Linked DNA regions of Homo sapiens: region 2 is linked to region 1. The links are chromatin loops, found by intact Hi-C in ENCODE. Cell type or tissue: IMR-90. All regions are shown on one strand. Each heading gives the region's core, and the rest is flanking DNA. Links, peaks and the distances in the headings are about the cores only.

What was found. A loop is a pair of places that touch in the nucleus more often than their neighbours do. Peaks named below come from ENCODE experiments on the same cell type or tissue, not always from the same donor. Only the 100,000 strongest peaks of a DNase experiment are listed, where the experiment ranks them.
Region 2: it touches region 1 in a loop (4-fold over the local background); 7 of 110 quality-filtered maps call a loop at or near these places.

The regions. Positions count from the first base shown.
Region 1 is chr11:121,104,747-121,121,100 of GRCh38, reverse strand. TBCEL-TECTA (TBCEL-TECTA readthrough) reads right to left here. Exons shown (of 30, transcript NM_001378761.1): 9 at 15,137-15,270; 10 at 11,603-11,890; 11 at 7,892-8,029; 12 at 7,383-7,548; 13 at 2,383-2,795. It overlaps TECTA (tectorin alpha), which reads right to left. Exons shown (of 24, transcript NM_005422.4): 3 at 15,137-15,270; 4 at 11,603-11,890; 5 at 7,892-8,029; 6 at 7,383-7,548; 7 at 2,383-2,795. Among named protein-coding and RNA genes, the nearest start is that of TECTA, 12 kb to the right of the region's middle. In IMR-90, for the core only: a CTCF peak has its summit at 8,342 (motif pointing right); a DNase peak (open chromatin) is centred at 8,310; H3K27me3 peaks cover 2,558 bases.
Region 2 is chr11:120,803,561-120,811,560 of GRCh38, reverse strand. All of the region lies in intron 4 of GRIK4 (glutamate ionotropic receptor kainate type subunit 4), which reads right to left. LOC105369532 (a long non-coding RNA gene) reads left to right here. Exons shown (of 3, transcript NR_133008.1): 3 at 83-216. Among named protein-coding and RNA genes, the nearest start is that of TBCEL, 220 kb to the left of the region's middle. In IMR-90, for the core only: no CTCF peak of the experiment used is centred there; a DNase peak (open chromatin) is centred at 3,910.

The DNA of each region.
Region 1 (16,354 bases), core at 4,291-12,290:
TGACTTGCAAGTGACAGAGCCTGACCCCTCCTAGTCGAGCTCCAAAGCCAGGTTCTCTCCACTTCTCCCTGCTGCCTGTATCCCAGTGCTGAGGAGAGGCCGCCAAGGCCAGCTACAGCCCAGGAGCTCTGCCTCCTAGAGGGCCCTGTCTCACAAAGAAAACGAAGCTCAAACAGGCCACTCAGCTGGCAGTGGTGGCATAGGAATTTGAACAGGTCCAGCCCTAGAGTCCAAGCTGCTCATCGCCATGGGCTAGTTGGCCTTGGCTCCCTGTTCACTGGAGCACCCTAAACTACTCGTGTTCACGCGGGGAAGAAAGATGAGAACTGGTATTAGCTAGAAGGAGGCGCTTTTTCTAGATGGATTTTTACTTATGCTGCCTTTTTTTGGTCCTACTGGTATATCTAATCCTAAACTGTTTATTTTGTTATTTGAGAACAGTTCAGTGGGGAAAATCCATGTACAGAACCCAGCTCCTAATCCCAGCATATGGAGACAGTGCTGGAGAAGGGGGGTCTGTGTTTTGGAAGAACAGATCTTAGTGGCCATTTCTGGTCTGGCACAGCATGGCTGAAGAAGTCAGCTGCCTCCCAGCATCTCAGGCTCCTTCCTGCTTCCCAGCCCTCTCCCTGCCTGTCCCCACATCACCCTGGGTCGGGGCTCTGCCATCCATCGAGCCAGTCTCCCCAGCAGGGCAGGTGTATTCAGAGACGCTTGGAAACCATTTGGCAAAAGGAAAAGGAAGCCATTGTTAGCTTGCAGTTGGAGTCACATAACCTTTTCTTTCTGAAACATTTACATTCACCCACATCGCCCTGTCGCTACAGAAAATTGAGGAATCCATGCCCTATGCTTGGACGATGGAACAGAGTCACGCAAAATTAGCAGAGCTGCTGGGCCTGAAAGAAATTACGGTGTCCCTTTCCTTCTAAAAAAAAAATCTGACTGAGAATAAAAAAGAATTTTAATCAAAATACAAAATAGGAATAAAGCATGAAGCCTTCTTTTTCAACTACTGATATACACATCATCCCCAAATACAGGAAAGTAGGGGGAAGCTAGTGAAAATTTTTTCTAGCTTGAAATGCCAGCATCTATCTACAAGGATAAGTATAGTGCTCAACAGCACAATATAAATTTAAAAGGGAAAATCTCCAAATTTCTATATCTAAACTCTTAGCCTTGATTTGATATACAGAGTTGTCCCTACAGAGACTAACCAAATAGCAAGCACACTGGCATTTCAACCACAGTAATAGCTCACTTTCCTCATAATGAGACTGATAAACTGCACAGACCTGGGAAAGGCAGAGCCAGAAAGAGTGGAATTAGTTCCCTGGCCCTGCCTTTTGTTGGACATGCTACATCAATTAAAACTACAACACATTTTTTTAAAAAAGAAATAAATCCCTGCATTGGCATCAGTTCTGGTTTGTAATCTCTGTAATGACCTCCATGCATGGGGATTAAGGATTGCACTGGGTTGCAGCAATCAGCCCCTTGTGGTCTTGGTTATTACTGCTTGAATAAATACACGGTTGCAACAAGGTCTTGATTAACATTATGAAAATTGGGGCCTGCACAAATTGAGTAATTGCTAGTAGCTTTTTGCTTTTTCTCTTTTGTTGATGTCCCTGCTTGAAATCCAGGTGGACAGTGACAGGAATCATTTGCATATGCTAAACTGGCCAGCAGATGCCCATGTTCTTCTCTGTTATTCTAGGTGGGAGTTGGGGACTCTATTCGAGGGGTGTCTGGGCAGAGCTTTCATGGGACTTTCCCACCCAAGCCTCACTAAGGAAGTCACCAAAGCCAATCCAGGTGCCTGCACAGGTGGTACCTCTGGAGACATCAATCCATTTGGAGGTTTCTCTGAAAATGAAGCAGCAGCTCTTGAGCAAACAGAATTGGGGCTGAGGTGGGGTGAGGATTATTAATCAAAGGCTGTAGTGAATTGGGGGTTTGTATTGTGTTTGTACCATCTCCAGGGCATGGCTATGTGGCTACAATTATTGCAAGCCAGGACCATGAGAAACTTATCTCTTTCCAGTTTTTCTGAACTGTGTGTGTGTGTGTGTGTGTGTGTGTGTGTGTGTGTGTGTGTGTGCCTATCAGTGTTTATGAGGGAACTAGGAATATAAATGTACTCTAAGTTTAAAAGCAGATAGACATGTTGAGGAGAGAGCTTAGGATAGCTCTTGTACACATAAAATTTGGCCCAGTAAAGTATTTTACAAGCTATTTGCAAGGCGGGGAGAGCTGTGCATCTCTTTGGCACTGTACAGAGACAAACAGCAGAACCAGTAGATCTGGGGAAGTCTTCCCTAGGCTGAAGAATCTCCAGCTTCTCCATTTCCCCGTGAAGGATAGAAAGGGGCTCACCTTGACTCTTCCATAGCTTCCTTTGGGGATGAGAATCTTGTAGCCATTCACCTCCACTGAGAGCTCCTTCACCCAGGAGACGGCTGAACCTCTGCGGTGTTCATTCTTGGCCTCCACACTGAAGAAAGGGAGGCTGGAAGTCTGCAAACACTGTCGGGCCAGCAAGTAGGCACAGGAGCCTTGGAAGTGGAAGAGGAAGCCGTCAAAAGTGTGGTAGTGTGGCTCCCCAAACACCACGCATGTGCTGGTCTCCACAGCGCTGCAGTAGAAGAATTTGCCTTTGGGTTCGCACACCTCGTAGGGGCTACAGGAAGCCTCCTGGCAGTAGATCTCATTGTTGAAATCCAGACAGCGGCACTTGACGGTGCAGTTCAAGTCATCCCAAAACACCTCCCCTCGCCGAAGGAATTGTCCTGGGGAATAATGACATTAGAGCCAACATTTACTGAGCATTTCCCCTCTGTGCCAGGCATTGGGCTAAATGCTTTACTTCCATTATACCATTTAATCCACGTAAGAACCCTGTTAGGGAGGTATGGTCACCCTCATTTGACAAATGAGGAAACTGAGCCTTAAGAGAAGTGAAGTAATTCATCCAGGATCACTCAGCAGCTCCGTGGTAAAGCCAGGATTCCGAGAGGAGTCTGTCTGAATCCCGTCTAAGCTCTTGGTATTATTATCTCCATGGCTGGTGAGCAAACTCACATTCAAGGAAAACCACGTTATCATGAATCCATGGAAAAGGGTATGACACTTGGAGTCATTTCCTGCCTTTCCTTCCGAAGGAAGACCCAGTTTACCCAGGTTACTCGGCAACACTCACTGTTTGCTTGCTAATTTGTTCATTCATTCAACAGACATTTGTTGGGGGCCCAGTATGTGCAGGAAAAGGTCAATAGCACTAATCAGGAGTCAGATGCATGAGTATAAATCCCAAACTCCCTGGGAAGGTTCTGGAAAGCACTGACCACTTTCTTGCACATTTAAAGGCTCATGAATCCTGCAGATGCTGCTTAGGCAGGATTTACACCTACACAAATTGTCTTCTTTCCCACTCTAGGGCCCTGTCCAAGTCCAGGACTTCTCTCTGTCTATGCACCGGACAGACCTTCTTGACAAATTCTAGGTCAGGAAGAGAATGAGGAAAGGGGAGGGGAATGGTTTAAAGGGATGTGATAATTTTAAAAACACTATTATTTCTTTGGTAGACATGCAGTCTTTAAAATCATTTCTGTAAATAAATGACCTCCCCACCAAAAAACTTTGAAATTTTCTGGTTGCTAACATCAACCTTTAATTGAAATAGAAACACGTCTGGGCTGGGGACTGTGATCTAGTCCTTGCTGGGGGATTGGGGTCAAGAGAACTGGGCAGCAGTCACAAATCTGCAATCCATTTCCAAGACTACTCATTCAACTTCCACCTGTCTGTTTTCCTAACCTGTAAAATGTGGATACTGCTGTTTCTCATCCCTGTCTCACAGAGAACAGCGATGTTATAAAAAAGTTGACACAGGTTGATAGAAGTAGAAGCACTTGTAAAATGAGAATGTCTGAAAAGGCAAGTATCAAAGACACAGCATTAAGAAATGTAAATAACATCTCAAGTTTTTATAAAACTGACTATCGAGTGAATAGCACAAGGCTGCAAGGTTAACCCAAGTTGAGGGTGCGGGTGTATCAGTAACAGTCTTGACTCTATCTGCCCAACAGGAACAATGATGTTTCAACAGGCAATTCCATTTTATACCTGTTGAGAATAGGGTTGAAAAATGAGAGAATAGATTTAGTCACATTCCCAATAAGTCATGTGCATCAGCCCTGAAAACAGGTCCTAATCCTCAGCACTCCTTGGCACTAGTTCAGGGCTGTATGTATTGTGACAGCCTCCACTCAGCATCATTTCCAGGCCCTGCTTTTTCAGGCTTTCAATAAGTGAGAGGAAAATGCCTTTGAATAGAGGAGGTTTGGACCAAAAGGTAGACTCTTTGAGATAATTTTGTTTGTGGAATGATGATATAATAAACCAGCTCTACAGAACACTTCCCCTGCTATACCCCAGGCCAAATCCCAGTCTCATTAGATTGATATATGTCCGGAGGCACATAAAAATGCATAGCAGTCTATATAAGGATATTGAAATCATCCCGTATATGAAACCCAAACCTATAACTCAGGAGGAAAAGAATGAAGTCAAAGTGGAGACTGTGTACACAGCTGGCATCTGACCAACTCCGCAGCTCTGCAAGCCAGTGTTTTCCGTTATCACAGCATTTCATTCCCAGGACCCAGGTGAGAGGCTGTCACTGGGCACTCATGTTGTATGGCCATAGCCAGTCATCTCTGTGATGCCTGGACAAAGGGAAGAGGTATTTGGGTAAGAGTCTGCAACTTCTGAGGCCCCTGGTCCAGGCTATACAGGGGAGGGAGATAATGTAGTATTGAGTTGGTATCTCTCACAGACCTTAAGTGATGCCGTATTTACACTCTGTAGGGGAGGAGGGTACAATCTCAAATCCTAATGAGCTCTGGAACTAGATTATTTCCTATCCAGTTAATACCAGCTTAGCTGCAAAACATTTATTTGTTATTTTGAACATGGGGGACTTTACAGAGTCCACAGAGGCAAGGGTCCAGGCAGGCCATCTTCACACATGACCTACCTTAGAGCGAAGGCACTAATCACAGCACAGGGAAAGGGGCAGAGGGCACAGGTGTGTCAGACCATGTGAATGTGGCTTTTCTGTATATTAAACACATTGAGCCCAGGTGCAGTGGCTCACACCTTTAATCCCAGTGCTTTGGAAGGCTGAGATGGGAGGATGGCTTGAGACCAGGAGTTTGAGACCAGCCTGGGCAACATACTGAGACCCTATCTCTACAAAAAATAAAAATTAGCTGACATGGTTGTGGTTCTTGTAGTCCCAGCTACTCAGGAGACTGAGGTGAGAGGATTACTTGAGCCCAGGAGTTTGGAGTTCAAAGTTACAGTGAGCTATGACCACGACACTGTTCTCTAGCCAGTCTGGGTGACAGAGAGAGACCCTGTCTCCTAAACAAAAAACAACAACAACAACAACAAATTGAATCTGAGCCAAGAAAGAACCCCGAGGCCTCCCAGGGCTGCCAAGACAAGCAGTCCAAGCTTCTATCTGAGGGGATAAAGGCACCTCCTCATTCCTATCCAAAACTTCCTTAGAGGTCTGGAAACACTTTTCCCATGGTCTTCCTCTGTGTTTCCACAGTACCCTACACAAGTGTCTACCATAATATGTCTTATGCTGTGTCATCATTGTTCCCATGGCTCTGTCTCCTCTACCATAGTAATGTCATGGTAGCTAGAGCAGCTTTATCTCCAGCACCTCACAGAGTGGCTGGCATTTCAATGGGGCTCTTAAAATGCTTTTCAGAAAGATGCAATGGCTTGCTAAATGGCTGGATGACTTGATGGATGGGTTGGTGGATGGGTGAGTAGGTGGATGGATGGGTGGGTGAATGGGTGGATGGATAAATGGATGGATGGGTGAATGGGTGGGTGGGTAGGTGGATGGATGGGTGGGTGAATGGGTGGATGGATAAATGGATGGATGGGTAGGTGGATGAGTGGGTGAATGGGTGGATGGATAAATGGATGGGTGGGTGAATGGGTGGGTGGGTAGGTGGATGGATAGGTTGGTGAATGGGTGGACGGATGAATGGATGGATGGGTAGGTGGATGAGTGGGTGAATGGGTGGATGGATAAATGGATGGGTGGGTGAATGGGTGGGTGGGTAGGTGGATGGATAGGTTGGTGAATGGGTGGACGGATGAATGGATGGATGGGTAGGTGGATGAGTGGGTGAATGGGTAGATGGATAAATAGATGGGTGGGTGAATGGGTGGGTGGGTAGGTGGATGGATGGGTGGGTGGATGGGTGGGTGGGTAGGTGGATGGGTGAGTGAATGGGTGGGTGGGTAGGTGGATGGATGGGTGGGTGAATGGGTGGATGGATAAATGGATGGGTGGGTGAATGGGTGGGTGGCTAGGTGGATGGATGGGTGGGTGGATGGGTGGGTGGGTAGGTGGATGGATGGGTGGGTGGATGGGTGGGTGGGTAGGTGGATGGATGGGTGGGTGGATGGGTGGGTGGGTGGGTGGGTAGCTGGATAGATGGGTGGGTGGATGGACTAATGAACAGAGGCATTATTTCCTTCTTCTAATTTCTGTAGCTTCTACTCCTGGAAGTAGAAATATTATCAGAAATTCTGTTTTCTAAATATTTTTGGACACAAAAAAGCAGGAATTCATAAACCAGGATGTTTCTCTGAAAGTCCATGGTGAGTTTGCACATCTAAAGGGGTTCGATAGTTCAGAAAAGGCTCCAAACTTTGGGTGCCCAATGTGAAGGACATCCACCCAGGTTCAACTACAGCTTACTCACAGATACCCAAAGTCAGCTTTGATTCTCCTCAAATTCCTGCACGTTTTGCTGATGCTGGGAAGATTTTAGGAGAACTTTTGTTTCTTTTTTTTCTAATCATACTAGGAAGTACTGATTTACCCTCATAGGAACTTGGCAATACTCCAACTGCACCCATTCCTGTAGATCTACAAAGTGCAGAAGACAGAGCGAGAATAAGGATGAGAAGAAAAACATAAAGGGCGGGGGGAGGAAATGGCAACAACAACAACAAAAATAATGTTAAACAGGAGGGCTGCCTTCTGTCCCTCTGGCTCAGAAATCACTCAAGATCTTGGTCCATTTCGGAGTTGTTCAGAACGGATAACTGTGTGCACACTCCAGAAAAGGACTTCCAAAGCCACAAGGTAGTGAATGCAGTGTTTTAGCTTCTGATGTGATGAATGCACATGCTAAAATTACCTTGATCTCCATTACCCAGCGGAGAGATGTCAAAAGAGTAAGGCATCAGGAATGAGTCCGCCCCCGTGGCTTAAAAGCTTGCCTGTCAATCTACACTAAACAAACCCTGCCTTGCCACAGACAGAGGAAAAGCTTTACCCCTTGAGGTGCAGCCATTGGCTGGGTCAATTTCCTTTCCATCAACTTTAAATGCCCAGCGGCCTGGAACATTGACGTTTGTGGTCTCCTGGATATTCACGATCTCGGGGGTTCTTGACCCCGGGAGGCTGAAGAAATTGGTGAGGTTTCCACCATTAAATCCTGCCTGCAGCACAAAAGGAAGACAAGATTTTTGAGTACAAAAATTCCCCATGGGTTAACTGGCCCAACTACCTTATTTTTAAAATCCAGCACCTCTAAAATCAAGAGCCGTCTTTTCCTGGAGTCACTGGGGCCAGCATTCTAGGTGAGAAAGGACTGCCTAGTTCATTTCATAGCCGAGTCAGGGTGCCAAACATGGGCAGGACTAGCCTCGTAGTCCACCTGCGAGATCAGACCTGCGTCTCTAGTTAAAAGCTGGTGGCAGGATTCCCTCCAGGATGCTGAGCCACAGAAGCAGAGAGTGCAGCGACGGAAACACGCGGGGGATGAAGTGGAGAGCCACCTACCTGTGCCATCACTCCACCAAGACCTGTCAGGGGGTCGCCGCCACTCGCCGTCCCCGTGGTCCAGTTGATTTCGTAATAATTGAAGAGGGTGAATGTATAGGAGCCATCGGACACTAGGACGGCCTGGAAGGTGTTCACCTACAGGATGGGAATGCGCAGTCTCATGACTTGCACTCCCCAGGAGGTCCTGGCCCCAAGGAGGTCCTCCCTTCACCCTGCGCCCTCCCCACCCACAGGCAGCTCAGAGCTGCTCTGCAGCCAGGCCCTCCAGCTCTGACTCCTCTCTGAATTTGTTCTCGCCTCCGTTGGGAAAAGCAAGACATGTGGGACTGTGCTTCTAAAAGAGAAATTGCCTGAGATAAACCCAGAGTCTGACTCAGCGCCCACTTATATCTCTGACTTCTACCAGACAGAAAATTCAGAGGCCCGGCTAAGCGTGTGATAATATGAAAGCACCTATAGATGGCAGCATGAGAATAAACTACAGGAAAGACTCGGCCGGGGACCAGGATGCAACCACCGGTTCCCCTTGCAGAGCGGGTTGGAAGAGGGAGCAGATACCAGTCCGTGTGATTAAAGTGGCCATGCGGATTGCGCTCTCTCTCTTCCCGGAAAACAACATTAATCTTGATGAGATGTCTCCCCTTTTAAAAATGGAAGTGGGAAAGTGATTTTTAAAAAGCACTTTCTGGGGAGAAGTTACTCCTCTAATTGAGCATTTGTGCATCACTTTATTTCTGAAAATCGTTAACATTCATCTGTACCCCAGACCAACGCTAAGACGGGTGATCGTATTGGCCCACGCCTATCTTATAGTTAAGAAAACTAGGGACTGCGGGAAATGAGTTACTAGAAATTTCACAGTGACCCAGCAACAGAAAACGAGATTTGCGCCAGAGTTCCCAGTCCATCTCTCAGAGCACTGCCATTCCATGCTGTCTTCATTTTAAACTTTTTAGGATAGAGATGTTGCTTAAATTCATATGAAACTTGTAAATGGTTTTCAGAAATAAGCTGTAGCAAACCCTGTCCTTTATATTTTCCTCTTGCTAATCCTCACCCCTTGTCACATGTTTTCAAAAAATTTAATAGAAATAGAGTTAAAAGGAGAGGCTGCATTGACCTTTTTCTATTCAAACCTAGCACTTTTCCCAGCTGCCTGACACTCTGTCTGATGCAGAGGAAGACACAAATCCTTATCCTGTGTAATCAAACTGGGGTAGAGGATCTTGGAAGCCCCAAATCTCCCCATTCTAGATGATCCCAGAAAGGGAGGCAAGCTATGAGTAAGAACAGCCCTTTTTGTAAAGAACTTTTCTTCCCATGCTCTGTGCTGGCCACGGCTGATGGCGTTTGTGATAGACTTGCTCAGGTAAACGCCTTCAGTCTCTGGCCCCATTCAACAGAAGAGGACAGTGGGACACAGAGATGAGTGAGCAGTAGGCTCAAGATTGCTGTAAGGTCACCAGCAGGCTCTTGTTCAAGGGACAGGGGCAAAGTCAAAGTCACACAAGGACTAAAGCTAGAGCCTCCTTCAGACCAAGATTCTCCTTCAGAAGGGAATTCCTTCTCCCACAGTGAAGCTGGAAATATCTTTGGTCCAAGCAGATCTCAAGAGCAATCCATTTCCAACCCCTGAAGTCACCTCTAAACCAACCAGCCATACCAGTGACACCCCAGAGGCTGACTGCCACCCGCACGCACCTCAGCTCACTCTTACACATTCTCACACTACAGAATTCTTCAACGTTCATTCCAAGACTCTTCTGGATAAAAAAATCTTTTTTGCTTCTGAGGACTTCAGCAATACCCGCAGGAGGCAGCTGAAGAAAGAAGAGTCTGGGATTTGGAGTTGGAAGACTTTGGTTTGAACCCTGCTCTGTCTCCTAGGAGATTTGAATCCTATTCTTTTTCTTGCCACTTGAACGAGATACTTGGCCTCTCCCGGCCTGTTCCCTTCCCTTGAAATTGGAGACAGTACTTGTCCGGGAACATTTTGGGGAGGGTTAAATGATATGCAAAAATAGCCTTCAGCACCAGACACATAGTAAACCCTCAGTAAATATTAGTTTTCCTTCCTTGAAGTAAACATGTCCCTTTTCCTTCCCTTCTGTTGGCGTCGCATGAGAATTTTTGCCTTTGAAAGACCTCTCAAGCCCAGTGTTTAGCTGGCCTGATCATATGTGTTTCTATACAGAAGGGGAAACATGGAATAACGGGATGAAAGAGGTGGGGCCAATTTCAAAGATGGGGATGGATGGACACTTTTGCAGCTCCAGAGAACTACATCATCTTTTTTTACTCCAAGGAGCTCAAAGCACTTAGATGTTACTTCATTCATCCTCACAGAAAGAGTTCTCACCTAGTTCAGAAATATACTCCAAAGTATAAGCCAGAAAGTATCTAAATTATCTTGCCATTTTTATTGCCAATGGAAGTTTTTTTGAAAAACTGGTGGTCAGCATTTGATAGGCATTTCTTCCCCCAACCCCATGACACTAAAATTTATCAATTGCTGGCATCCCACATTCTAACGCTGTAAGATATGAGGCTTAAAGGACATAAAACATCACCCGAGGAGTCGTTAGCGATCTATAACGTGACAGAGGGAAATGTGTGCTTCTTTAGAGGTTATTTCTAGCCAATGCATCGCTGTTTAAACTTGTGTCTTTCTGTTCTACAGAACCTCTTAGCGATAAAGTGCTTCTTGATGCTCTGGCTAGGAGGTGCTAAAACATAATGTGTTCGTGGTGTCGCAGCTGTGAACTGCAAGCCCAGCACTTTTTCACCTCTCTCTAACTCAGTCGTTTTTGTTCCACCCCTCCACAATTGACTCGTTGCCAAGGAAATTGGAAAACAGATGGAATTGGAAATAATCCTAAGTAAGTGGAGGGCAGATTTTTTGAGTGTCTTTGCTTACTAGAAATTATACAGTTGAAGATGTGTCTACTACTTCAAAACTCTCCACTGGCAAAGTCACCCAAACAAGCTGCAGGCTTTTGTGAAAACTGCATTCTGTCCCTTTATGTAGAAAGTTGATTATCTCTGCAATAATGGCAGTGATAATCTTTCTTATCTGACTTTTATTTGACTGCTTATTTGGGATTTCAGAGCAGATGTTGAAACTTTATTCATGAAATGCTTTCACTGCCCACTCTAATTAACATCAAATATGAATAATTTCAGCCCTGGTAACAATAAAAAAGATGTCACAACATAATAAAATGAGCCAGATCATTTGGGCCCAAACTTGGAACGCTATTTTTCTCTTCCAACCAAATTTTACTGGGGAGAGAGGGAGGAAATCAGGGATGGAGAGAGGCACTTGTACCTCGGGCAAGAGAAAAGGACCTTTGGGTCCCTAGATGGGTCCCTAAGCATGTGGCCTGGAATGGGTCTCAGTGCCTCAAGCACTCTCCTGCAAAACAGCAATGTCACTTACAGCAGGAAAGTTTTTGAGGGTTTTTTTTTAGGCATTAGTGATGATTTGTGATAGGGGTGACATATCTTCTGAAATATTACAGCTGACTGGGCTGGTTAACTGTGATAGTTCCCTCTGTTTCCTGCAAAGTGGGTAGCAAAACTCATTAGTTTAACTCAAGGGAACTGACACTCCTTAGCTCTAATAATTAGACTCCTTCGTGGTAGCGAAGATGGACAAGAATTAGATGTCAGGTTATGAAGTGGAAAGCAGAAAATTTGAATTATTACAGGTGTGGTGCTGCTGCCTCCATAAAACGTGACTTCCTCCCATGTCACAATGAAAACCCAAGTGGCAGAGAAGGTTGCCATGTCTTTGAAGTACTTCCTGATGTCCTTGGTGGCTCTTTTCAAGATGGCAGGCTCCATGGTCTCTCTGTAATAGATCTCGCCTCGAATTCCATTGTGCACATCTGCCCAAAATGGGGCGACGAAGGCTCTCCCATCTGTCAGGGGAAAGGATTCTGGCGTGAACTGGCTCACTAGCACATTGAAGGAAACAACTCCGTTGTTATTGACCTACGAAAATAAGAGAGGTTTTGCACAGTGGATCTGAAACCATAACAACTTCAGAGTCACAAACCAAGACAGACATTCGCCTAACTGTATGAATGAAAACAACTTTTAAACTACTGAATTAGAACCCCCAAACACCGGGTTCCATTGCTCAGACTAAGAGGTTCGTTTACTTCCAGACAAACTCATTGGTTTTCTTTCACATTAGATTTGTAACCAGCTTCATTTCTGATTAATAATCAGTCTCATTTTCATGTTCCCTATCCTGTCTCTATTACACTTATCAAATGCTCCTGAGTTGTGCTTCTGTGTGTGTGTATGTGTGTACTACAGGTGAGATGTGCATGTGTGTGTACTGAAGGGTGTGTGTGTACTGGGGTGAGGTGCGTGAGTGTGTGTTTGTGTACTGAGGTGAGGAGTATGGGTGTGTGTGTTCTGGTGATGGTGTGTGTGTGTGTACTGGGGTGAGGTGTGTAAGTGTGTGTGTACTGGAGTGGGGGTATGTGTGTGTGTATTGGGGTGAGGTGTGTGTGTATACTGGAGCATGTGTGTGTACTGGAGTGGGCTTTGTGTGTGTATTCTGGGGTGGGGAGTGTGTGTGTATACGGGGGATGTGGTGTGTGTGTATACTGGGATGTGTGTGTGTGTGTGTACTGGGGGTGGTGTGTATGTGTGTGTGTATATTGGAGTGTGTGTGTACTGGGGTGGGCAGTGTGTGCATACTGGAGTGGGTGTGTATATGTGTATGTACTAGGGGTGGGGTGTGTGTGCTTACTGAGGTGGGATGTATATGTTTGTGTACTGGGCATGGTGTGTATGTGTGTGTATACTGGGGTTGGTGTGTACATGTGTGTGTACTGAGGGTGGTGTGTGTGTATGTATATTGAGGTGTGATGTGTGTGTACTGGGAGTGGTGTGTGTGTGTATGTGTGTACTGGGGGTGGCATGCGTGTATGTGCTGGGCCAGACAGGGAGTAACATGGGTACTAAAGACAGATTCAGGGTCACTAATACAAAATAAGCAGGAAAAATAAATAAGCATGGAAGTAAAGTTAAATTTGAAAATTGAGGTGCCCTATGTTAGGGCTTGCTTCCTATTTTATGACAAAAGAGGAGTGTCAGAGAAAGATAAATCAAATACTCCTTCATCCAACTCCAGTCTCTGATGAAAATATTCTGCTTTGGGTGAGACATTTAAAAGACCTCCACTGATGTCACAACCACTCCTGCACTCAGAGCAAGGACAAGGTTAAGACCTACAGATGCCCAGTTCCATTCCAGCTCATGTGGTGTGATAGTGTCCTGGTACAATCGCTGCATAAAAATGGAGGCATGACTACTTTACACTGTTTATGTAAATGACTATCTTATGGTGATTTCTTCATGATTTGTAAATGGCTTAGTAAACCAATTAAATAGGAAACCTTACTGGAAATCACAAGCCAAGATATACCCTCAGTTTACAAGGGACCTGTAAACAATTCAGCCTCTGCGTGAATCTGCAGCTCTGTACGTTGGTAGATAAACTGATTTAACCCTGTGGCTGACACGGCTTCAGCAGCAGAGGTACCTGTAATGGGAACTGCAATTCTTGGATATAGAAAACCTGGAGATAATTTTCCTATACATTCCAATCATATGTTAAGTTTCTGTTAACCAGTAACATTATGGACATTAACAGTGGCCCAGATCCCAGAGGCAAGTTATCAAGGCCTGGACCAAGGGTAGGTCTACGTGTTTGGAAGCAAGGCTTTGGGTTTGGAAGAGACATTAAGAGCCTATTGTCTTCCAGTAATTGGGAACATCCTAGAGGCTTGAAGAAAACTGCACTACTCAAAGTGTTGGAAACGCAAGGAACAATTTACCCTCAAATAAATCTGCCTCAAGCTAAGGAACCTCCTGTTGCAAGGGCAAGAAAAAATTCTTCAGACTCCATATCACACAGTGCAATAGAGAAGAAAAACTAGCTTAACTGGGCTTCCAGCACGGAAGTCCTCACTGCCTTATTGCCAAAATCAGGTCAACACAACCCAAAACTTAAAACCAGCTATTACAAAGACAGACTAGGGAGGCCCTGCCGTGAATAGAGTATAAAAGGCGTTTCAGGATGTCAGAATGAAGTGTTTGCTAGGGAACAACAGGTGTAATTAAAACACACAGACTGGCAGAGGAAGCTGGTGATGACTCACGTGTGTCTTGATTATATCCTATGGTTGAGATCAGTGGTTCTCAAACTTTTGTGGGCATCAGAACCACTTGGAGGACTCATTAAAACACAGATTACTGGCTCCTCCTCCCAGAGTTTCTGACTCAGTAGGTGTGGGGTGGGACCTGAGAAATGACATTGCTAATGAGTGCCTGTGTGACGCTGCTTCTGCAGGTTCAGGGACCACCGTTAGGTAATGGAATAGTGAACTCTTTTCTAGCGGGAATCATCCCGGAGCCATAAATCAAAAGTTGGGGAAGAGAGAGGTCCCAGACGTAGAGATGGCCAGAGGTGGACATGCTTAGGGTTGCATTCTTCCTCCAGGGGTGTGGTATAATCCCTCACCCAGTTCTTTAAGGCCAACAATAAAGCCAGGCTCGGCTGCTCTGAATCTTCCTCTTCATGTGCCACAGTTTCGCTAGCAGCAAACCCAATGATCCAAAAAACCAAAAACAAAAACCTGAGAACACAGGTGCCTAGGAGAGCTCTGATCACAAATGGGACCATTTCTTAGTGTGGGTTGGGCGATGAGACCCTCTGGCCTATCTACAGACCCATATTGAGGGTGGCCAATTCTGCAAACAACTTTGATATAATAGTTGATTACCCCCCTACTGTGTTCCGACTCTGCTTCAAATTGGTAGGAAGCCCAAGAACAGCAGATGCCTAAACTTTTCACACCCCCAGAAGGGAAAGAAAAATGATATTGCTCCTACTGTGGTTCATTGTATCTTTTTATCTCGTTGAGTAGCAGAAATAACATTCATGGCATTGGGGCTTCTGCTTCACTTCTATGTTTAATCACTGACAAAAGCAATTTATTGCCCTGTATACTCCTCCACTATGAACATTAGCCATTAAATATACCTTTGACTTTCTTATTCATAAAACCTATCAGCTCATGAAATCTCAGAACTTGTCGTTTTGGCTGCCAATAAATCCTCCCTTCCCAGAGCTCTGGAAGAGGATACTTAAAATGCTTTTCTTAATGACAAACAAAAGGGAGGGCCAGAGAACAACAGATGGGCTGCTTCTCCACTTACATAGACAGTGCGGTAAGGAACGCCAAAGAAGAAAACTGGGATGGCCAACTTAATCTCAGATGAGCTTCCATCATCTACTTTAGGGGTTTTGGTGTCATTCTGCCAAAATGGATACATGAGCTCCCTGGGCTGAGCTGTCAAGAGAGATGATGGTTAGATAGATGGCAGCTCCCTCTGCCGTTTGGCAATCTACATCTCTCCTACCTACTGAAGCCAGCTTCTTTCAGTAGGGCTTGCAAGCTGAATGCAAGTCATACTGCCCTGTCATTCATCCTAAACCTAGGCCATACACAGCGCAGTATCTTCTGCTCTGGGAAACGGGAAAATGGGAGTGACATTGTTTCTCCATAGGAGAAAGCACTTTGTGCATGTTCTTGCACTTTCATGCATCTTGGTGATATCTATGGCTACAGCTGGCTGGAAATTTGTGAAATTTCCCTGGAAACCTTGAGCTTTCTGGATACTGAGAGGCAGCCTCTAGGTCTGGCATGGCCACAGTTTTGAAGCTCCTGTTCTAGCTCAAGAATTCCACTATCGTGTGTTTTCCTGAAAGGAGTTCCCTCCCTCTTGCTGCACAATTGGAGAAAATCCCAGATCCCAGAAGGAAATAAACAACAGTGGGAACTGAGACAAAAGTGGGAGGAGAGGATTTGTAGCAATTGGCCCATGAATGACCTTGATTGAGGGCGGCCCTGCAAGAGGCTCTTTGCCCAACTCCTTTTTTACAAAAGACAGACATGAGATCCTCCGGGGTCAGAGGGTTGGGTCCTTGAGAACTCTTTGGAGAGAATGAATTGCAGGGCTCTGATTGGTCCTCCTGGTCACTGGAGAGCCATCACACAAACACACACTGCATCCCGCTGTGACAGGGTCACCTCCTCTCCTGGCTTGCTGCTCCCAGGTTTCCCGTCCATACTGTTGCAAGATGTGGCTCAGTTTTGTGGGAGAAATGAGACAAGTTCCCTAGGGTCTGCATCACTGAGGATCAAGTCCAATAGCATCTGTGAAATAATCTACATTTTGGGTGTTACTTTTCTTTGCCTCTGTCCTTTCTTCTCCTGAATGAATATAAGACAATAGGACACTATCGTTTTCTCCCTTTTTTCCTTTCTTTAAATTTCTCATTCTCGGGGGCAGGGGCAAGACCATGCTGGGCATCGGCCACACTTCTTGAGGTACCTGCTTGCTGCTATGAGATGCCGACACCCCCATTCTCAT
Region 2 (8,000 bases), core at 1-8,000, 310 kb after region 1:
GCACTCTTACGGGAACTGACATATTTAATTCCCAAAACAAACTGAGGAAATAGGTACTATTACTGTCATTCTCATTTTACAGATACAAAATCAACAGAGAGAAATTAAAGAGCAGAGTCAAGATTCAACAGCTCCACCCATTTCCCCAAAGACCGGCCCCTTAACCACTGCACCGCACAGCCATCCCCAGCAAATGGCAATTAACTGGGATGTTTGTAGATTGCCTTGGCCACTGGAACACTGAGTTATTGTCTTCCCTTTTTTCATTTCACTACTTTCTATAATGAGCATGTATTCCTTTTTATAACATATTATAAAGAATACAATGCTATAATAAAAACATTCTTCTGATGAGCAAGTAAAATTCGAGTGACTCTGGTCTCCTTAAGTCCTGTCTTTGCAGCCCCTTCTCCCACCGTGCCATCTCCCGCTGCATGCCAGCTCACCTAGAACATACTCTGTACATATTTTCCTGCCTGATCCTGTTCCCAAATGGCTATCTCTAGATCAGGGGTTCTTAACCTGTAGCCTGGGGTCTGTGGGTAGAAGTCAGGGGTCTGTGAACACTTGTGGGGGGAATTACATCATTCTTTTCTCTAACCCCTAAGTGAAATGTAGCATTTCTTTCCATTTTGAATGTAGGCAACAAACTACAGTGTGTTAATAGCACCTGTGACTTTGTTTCCCACAGAAATCACCGCAGTTTTCATATGACACTACAGTGCTAAGGATATCTTCAAATACCAGTTATATTCATTATTACTTCAAGATTATGGTAGTAATTAGGCTCGATGCTATTTAATACATTAATGAAGAAGCATATATATTAGTATACCACTATTAAAATATAACTGCATTTCCATATAGCTGGTTTCCATAGTCACCCTATCCATTTTATTGGATTTTTGTTATTTATTTTCTATCCTTTTTTATTAATAAAAAGGTTTTTATTCATTTAAAAACATTTATCTGAGAAGGGATTCATTAGCATCTCCAGACTACCATGGTCTAGGCTTCTCTTGCCCTTCTGCCTAGCAAACTCCCACTCATACTTCAGCATCCAGCTCAGATCTTGCTCCTAGGCCAGAAGGCATCTCTCCCTCCCTATATTCACAGCACACTGTGGCTCTGAGTCAGCCGCCTTTAGGAGACAGCGCAGCTTCCTTGCTCTCTGAATTCCTGGCCAGCTTCTGTCCCAAGCAGCCTGGTGATGTTGGTTCCCAAGAAAGGAAAGTTTCTCCTGAAAATAAATTCTTATAGAAGGCCACAATTCCTTATTCCCAATTCCAAAGTCCAAAAGGCTCTGAAACTTGATGTTTTTCATCAAACTCAGTTGTTGGCAAAATCTGATCTCAACAGACAGATGTAAAGCTATTTACAATGTGTGAGTATTTGAATATAAGCATGCATTTGTTTGAGTATGGGGTTACTGGAGATTCAACTTTACATATGGTACATGCACCACACAACCGTTCTTTTGTTTGTTTGTTTGTTTTGAGACAGTGTCTCACTTTGTAACTCAGGCTGGAGTGCAGTGGAGCAATCATAGCTCACTGCAGACTTGAACCCCTGGGCTCAAGCAATCCTCCTGCCTCAGCCTCCTGAGTAGCTGGGACTACAGGTGCATGCCACCATTCTTGGCTAATTTTTTATTTTTTGTAGAGATGGGGCCCCACTACATCGCCCAGGCTGGTCTTGAACTCTTGGCGTCAAGCAATCCTCCCACTTCAGCCTCCCGAAGTGATGGGATTTACAGGCATGAGCCACCACGCCCAGCCCCTCAACCTTCCCAATGTCTCAATCTGGATTCTACACACATCAGGCCTCGAGGGTTTGTGGGCCTGCGCCTGCCATTCTGAGCTTCTCATACACGTGTGTCAATGTGTCCATCTCCCTCACTGGATCATAAATGGCCTTGAGATCAGGGGTCATGTCTATTCAGCCCTGGCAAAAAGAAATTGCTCATTAAATGTTTGCTCAACTGAACTGAAATGATCCCAAATGAGTCCAGTGGAACTGAATTAGGGTCTTAGCAGTGGCTATGGCCTGGGGATTTCCTGGGATCTGGGAACTGGTCTTTCGTTCCCTATGAAGGGTGCCCTGCTCAGTAGAGATGGAAATCATTTATAAAGGGTCTCAGCTCTGGAACCCCTGCATGCTGATTCTGCAGGCCTCGGCCCTCTGAGCAGTTTGCAGGAGGCACAGGAAGGGAGGGAGATGCGTTTACCTCTTCCTCCCAGGCAGCAGAGGAGTTGGAAGGCTCAGCTGCTGGAATAAAAGGCCATGATGGGGTGTAGTGGCCCCATGGAGGGACTTCTTCATCTCAAAATGTCAGCACTGGCAATGGATTGGAGACCCCTTAGAAGCCCAGGCTGGACAGGGGTGGTGGGGTGAGGGGCGTCGTGGAACTTACTCCTTTCCCCTTTCCTGCATCTTCACAGGGTCCCTCCTCCGGACAGAGAGCAGTTCAGGGAGGGGAGGGTGAGGCTGTGTCGCAGATGGTTTAGAGGAGCTAATGGTAAGTGCCACTGACTGTAGCCCCCCTCCAGGAAGGAGCAGCTTCCTGGATGGACCCAGGGGGCCAGGTCCTCCTGCCTGACAGTGAGGAGCTGCTCAGTGCTCTCTGGGCCCAGATGGCAAACAACCCTGGCCCCACGGGGCTCACAGAGATGTGCACTGGGGAGGGCTGGGAGAACTCAGAGTCCTTCACACGGAAGCACTTCCCGATGCTGCAGCCTGAATGGAGCAGAGGGTGCAGTCTCCCTCTGAGCCTGTTTATACTGCACAGAGTACACGTGAAGCCCTGGCCATCCTAGGGCAAGGCAAACAATTGCCTCATCACTTCCAAAGAACCATCTCCTCTCTTGTGCCAAAGCTGTCAGGAACGCATTCCATTCTGAACTCTCTGGGAGTAGACAGGGGACTAAATGGATTGGCCTTGCTGGCTCTTGAGCCAAGGAAGAAAGTGTGTGAGGGCATGAGTGCCACGCCCCATGACGGGCCCCCTGGTGTCCAAGAACTCAAGACCGCCATCGCCTCTCCTCACCAACAGCGTATCACGCAAAGCCTTCACCTGGTCCCAAGCCACCGTGCAAGCAGCAATACCATTTACTGGGGCTTTCCAAGTGCCAGGCACATGTGCCACCTGAATCTCTACAACAACCCTGAGAGGGAGGAGTCACTATATGAATTCTACTACTACTAAGTAACATTTAAGCACCATCTCATTTAATCTTCACAACAACCTCATGAAGTGAGAACTCTTCTTATTCCCATTTTACAGAGGAGGGCTGTGAGACATAGGAGAGAAGCCCAGGGTGCTGGTAGAGCCAGGATTAGAATCCTGGTGCATTGAACTCCAGAACTTGCTCTACACTGAAGCCAGGATCTCTCCTCTGCCCCTATGTACACTCTGTTTCAGCCATACTGTCTGTCACTGCATCCCAATGTATCCCATTTTTTTTCCTGCCTTAAGCCTTTGCTCATGCTATTATGCCATCTACCTAGATGCCTTCTTCTCTCTCTTCATCAATCAACATTCTAAGGTCTGGCCAGGGGCCTCACCTGACCCCATAGCCTGCTCTGCCTACCTCCTAGTTCTGACCTCCTGCTCCCCTGTCTGTGCCACTCATTGGCACGTTCTCTGGAGAGCCACCTAAAGATGGTGTCGTTTTGCAGATGTGTACATCTGAACTTCCTGGAGAAGATCTTGAACCTCAGTTTCCCCATCCGTAAAAGGAAGGGGTTGGACCAGATGATTTCTAAGTACAGCAATTCAATGCATGGCTGAGCCCACATCATGCCTATGATGCGGGTAGCTCCGAGAAGGGGAGTAAGGAATGTTTGCTGAATGACTCATCACTATTTGTATGCCTTTCTCTTCTGGCTTCTTACTTTTTTTTCCTTAAGCCAACTTCAACTGACTCTGTTGAACTGAAGGAGGGATGCTAGCCCTCACTTCTCAGAGGCAGCTCTGAATCACCAGAGGTCATGCTCGTGGAGCCTGTGAGAAGCTTGGAAGCCTGTGCAGGAGGTGCAGCCATGTGGAGCTGGAACGCTACGCGCCGGGCACTGGAGCCACAGGAGGCCCGGATAACCAGGGCGCCTCTAGTTTCAAGGGGAAACTGTGCGGACAGCTGATAGCATGCTTGGCCTCACAGAGACAAACTGAGGCACAGGGGAGGGGTTGACAGGGAAGCCCCTGCTTCTGGGTCTGCAGGAAATTAAACCTCAAGCTGGGACGGAGCCTCAGGTTGTTTGAATGGTAAAGGGTGGTGCTTAGTTAAGCTCTAATTCATTAACCGCAGGAGAAACGCTGATCTATAGGAACAGAGGAGGTAGCTTGTGGTAGCTCCCTGCAGAAGAAAGGCTCAGGTTCAGGTAAGACACGGAAGGGAAAGAAGGAAGGGCCAGGTGGGACAGGAGCTGACCTAATAGGTCTTGTCCATCTCTGTTATTTTAGATCTGTAGGCTGTGTAGAAGGAGTTGGAAAGTCAAACACCAAGATCCTGGGGCGATAATGGTGGAAGGGCAGAGGTGGGGGATGTCAGATGCAGGCTGGAGAAAGCTTTACAAGTGACCCTCACTTTAAATAAACCCATTATATGAAAATCTGTCTATTTGAACCCAAGAGAACAGGGGGTGATTTCTCCTCATATCTTTCCAGTTTCCAGGCTGGCTATTAATTAATGCCCCGTGTGATACTTTCCATCTCAGAGCCTCGCCTTCAACCATCAGACGAGGGGGCTGACCTCTGGCTTCCAGCATCGTTAGCTTCTTTACACTTCATAATCTTTGATTCTTGAAATAACCATTGCTTCCCTCAACTGACTCTCCCACCCTGAATAGGATTCATTAAGTGTGATGTGGACAGAGCTTTCTGAAATCCCTGTTACTCAAAGTAAGGCACAACTGTGCCCTGTTGGAGTGCTACAGCCCCAGCTTCAATCAGAGCCTCTGCTTTCCACAGTCAAAGATATCATCACTAGGGTCTCTTTCATCCCCCTGAAGCAGAGTCCCTGGCCACAGGGTGACAGGTGTAGGGTTAGGGCAGTTGTCCAGGGCCCCAGAGCCACTCACATTTTTTTAAATTAATGATGCAAATTAGCCCTGGGCCACTAGCCCAGGGCAAACCACGGCCTTTGGCATTGGGCAGCAGCTGGCTTGAGGTGGCTCACCACAACTTTAAAAGGCTCAGAGCTATCAGATGCATCAAGCCCAGAAAACTGGAAGGAGAAGGGGAATATCCAATTACGATGGATGCTGACATTAGGCAGGCCACTCGAGAACAGCCCTGGAGACAGTGCTGCCACATAAGTAGGGCTGAACCTTGAAACAAGAGAGAGGGGGGAGGCTGGTAATAAGTTGGGAGGAAGCCCGTTCAAATGTGGGGTGAGAGAATGAAGCCAACAACAAAAGCCACAGCTGCCACTTCCTGAAGTCCTGCTATGTGCAGTGCCGAGCGTTTCACCTACACCGTTCCCAGTGACCCTATGAGGCAATGCTACCATCACTCCCATTTTACAAACGAGGAAACAGAGGCACAAAATGGTTAAACAGCCTGTCTACGTCACACAGCTAATACATGGGAGACCCAGGATTTAATGCTGGTCAGTCTGGTTCTAAAACCCATGCTCTGAATTTTTATACCACACAGCCTCGCCAAAGTAGGGATCACAGAGCTGTGGGCTCTCCTCCACCCAGAGATCCTGTCCCCCTCCTCCCTTCCTTCCCCAAATATAGTCACTGCCCCACCCTGCAATAGCCAACAGGTGGTAGGCGCTTAAGCCACAACCCACCTGCCCCCTTACTTTGGGAGGGAAAGAACTGGGCTGGAATCTTTCAATGAACTTTACCTGGGTAGTGTTTAAAACCCACTGTGGAGGGGCACTCTGGCTTCAGGTGAAAAGCCTTTGGAGTGGGAAGATCCAGAAGTCCCCTTTCCTAACAAATGCTAATCGTACCTCAAACACACTGAGATGTAAAAACTGAACTGAGGCCCACTTGCTAAGAAAATACCTGGTGCCTAAAAGAAGCCCATTAAAAAGATGCCCAAAGTTCTCTAAGATGGAATAAAGATACCTGTTTCCTTTATTCCCCTGATTCATCTGGCTCAATATTTTAGAAATATTGACTTTACTAAGTCAGGCTGCATGGGTCACTAAAAGAGGAAATTTACATCTGCTAACGATGCCATCCATGACGGGCAAATCTTGGCTCCCTCATTTCTGCCAGAGAAGCCCTGAAGAACCGAGAAGAGAAGGGCTGGCTTTTCAAAGTATGGACTACTGAACTATTTAGAAATCTGGACCCTTGTCTGAGACTTGCCTCCCTGGACAAGGAAACACTGTGGACTGGACTGGGGGTTCACAAGGAGTTGTTGCTGGCATTTCTGATTTCATTTGCAAGATACTGGGAAATCTGAATCTTCCTTCCATTATACTAGAAATTAACCTCTATGACAACTAGGATTCTTGTCTGTGCCCTGCTGAATCCCCATGGCCTAGAATAAAATATAATAGGCACTCACTAAACACTTACTGACCGAATGAATAAATGAGGGACTATTTTGGCCCTTGTTCCTCCATGCCTTCTTGGGGAGGAATCTGTGCCTACAGATCCTGTTGGCCTCAATGGCCCTGTTCTATATGGTATGGCCCTCCCTCAGTCATAGGAGCAGGAGGGACTGGGAGTAGACCCTCTCTCCAAGAGTAGTTATTAGGCAGCCTGGCCAACACCTGCAGCTTGTGAGACTGGCCACACTGCAAGTTGAGCTGATCCAATCAGAGCCAGACCTTGGGGATGCACATTAAGAGGCACTGGGGGAAGCTGCCCCTGATGTGCAGCCTAAAGACAGACTGAAAGCCACCTGAGGTCAGGAGCACATCTATCTTATTTCCTGCTTTGTTCCCAATGCCCGATATCCTGAATTATGCCTGAGATAGAGTCAATGCTCAATAAAAGTTTCTGAATGAATAAACAGAGAGTAAATCAGGTCTGGGTAGTCATTATGGACAAGTACATGATGAATAAACCAGGGAACCCAAACTAAGAGAGAGGGAAGAGCCTGGATCCAACACCACAGGAGCAAGAAGGAAGCTGTGAGAGGGAGAAAGGCTGGGGAGTCTCCAGAGCCACTGCCTGCATCGCTTCTTAACTTTTCTGGATGTCACGACACCCCACATGTGATGCTTGGGCCTGTGTGGATGTACTGATTTTCTTGAAACCCTAACAGCCCAGGCTGGAGCTTTGCTGGATCCTCAGATGGAAGAACAGATGTATTTGAGCAAGTTGTTCTTTTGTTTTGTTTACTTATTTTTGCCACTGAGTGTGGTCAAAGGTTGAAACGGGTTAGAAAGGGAGGAGACGGGGACTCTTCAAAGTCTTAGGGAATAGATACTATTATCTCTGATTTGAGGGGCTCTTCTCCTGCCCTCTGAACTGGAGCTGATCCATTTCCAGCTTAGCCACAAGTCACCAGCCCACTAACTTGGGCCTAGTCTTGTAAAGTTGTCAAGGTAATACAAACAACAGGCCGGAGGACTGTAGGGAGGTCTCATGGACTGCACTGGGCACACAGGGTCCAGAACCAGCTCAGCCATTGACTAGCTCTGTGGTCTGGCAAATGATTCAATGGCTTTGAGCCTCAGTTTCTTTTCTAAAGTGGAGGTGATAACACTTAACACTTAGGTGAGAATTAAAAGCAGTACCCAGCGCATAGTAGGGGCTCCATATGTGTGACTTGAGCGACCTACTACATATGCCTGTAAAACACTGCAATTCACAGATTTTCCTGTATTTAAAATAATTTAAATCTCACAATAGGCTGGGCGCAGTGGCTCATGCCTGTAATCCCAGCACTTTGGGAGGCTGAGGTAGGCAGATCACTTGGGGTCAGGAGTTCAAGACCAACCTGGCCAACATGGCGAAACCCCATCTCTCCTAAAAATACAAAAATTAGCCGGGCATGGTGGCACACCCCTGTAATCTCAGCTACTGGG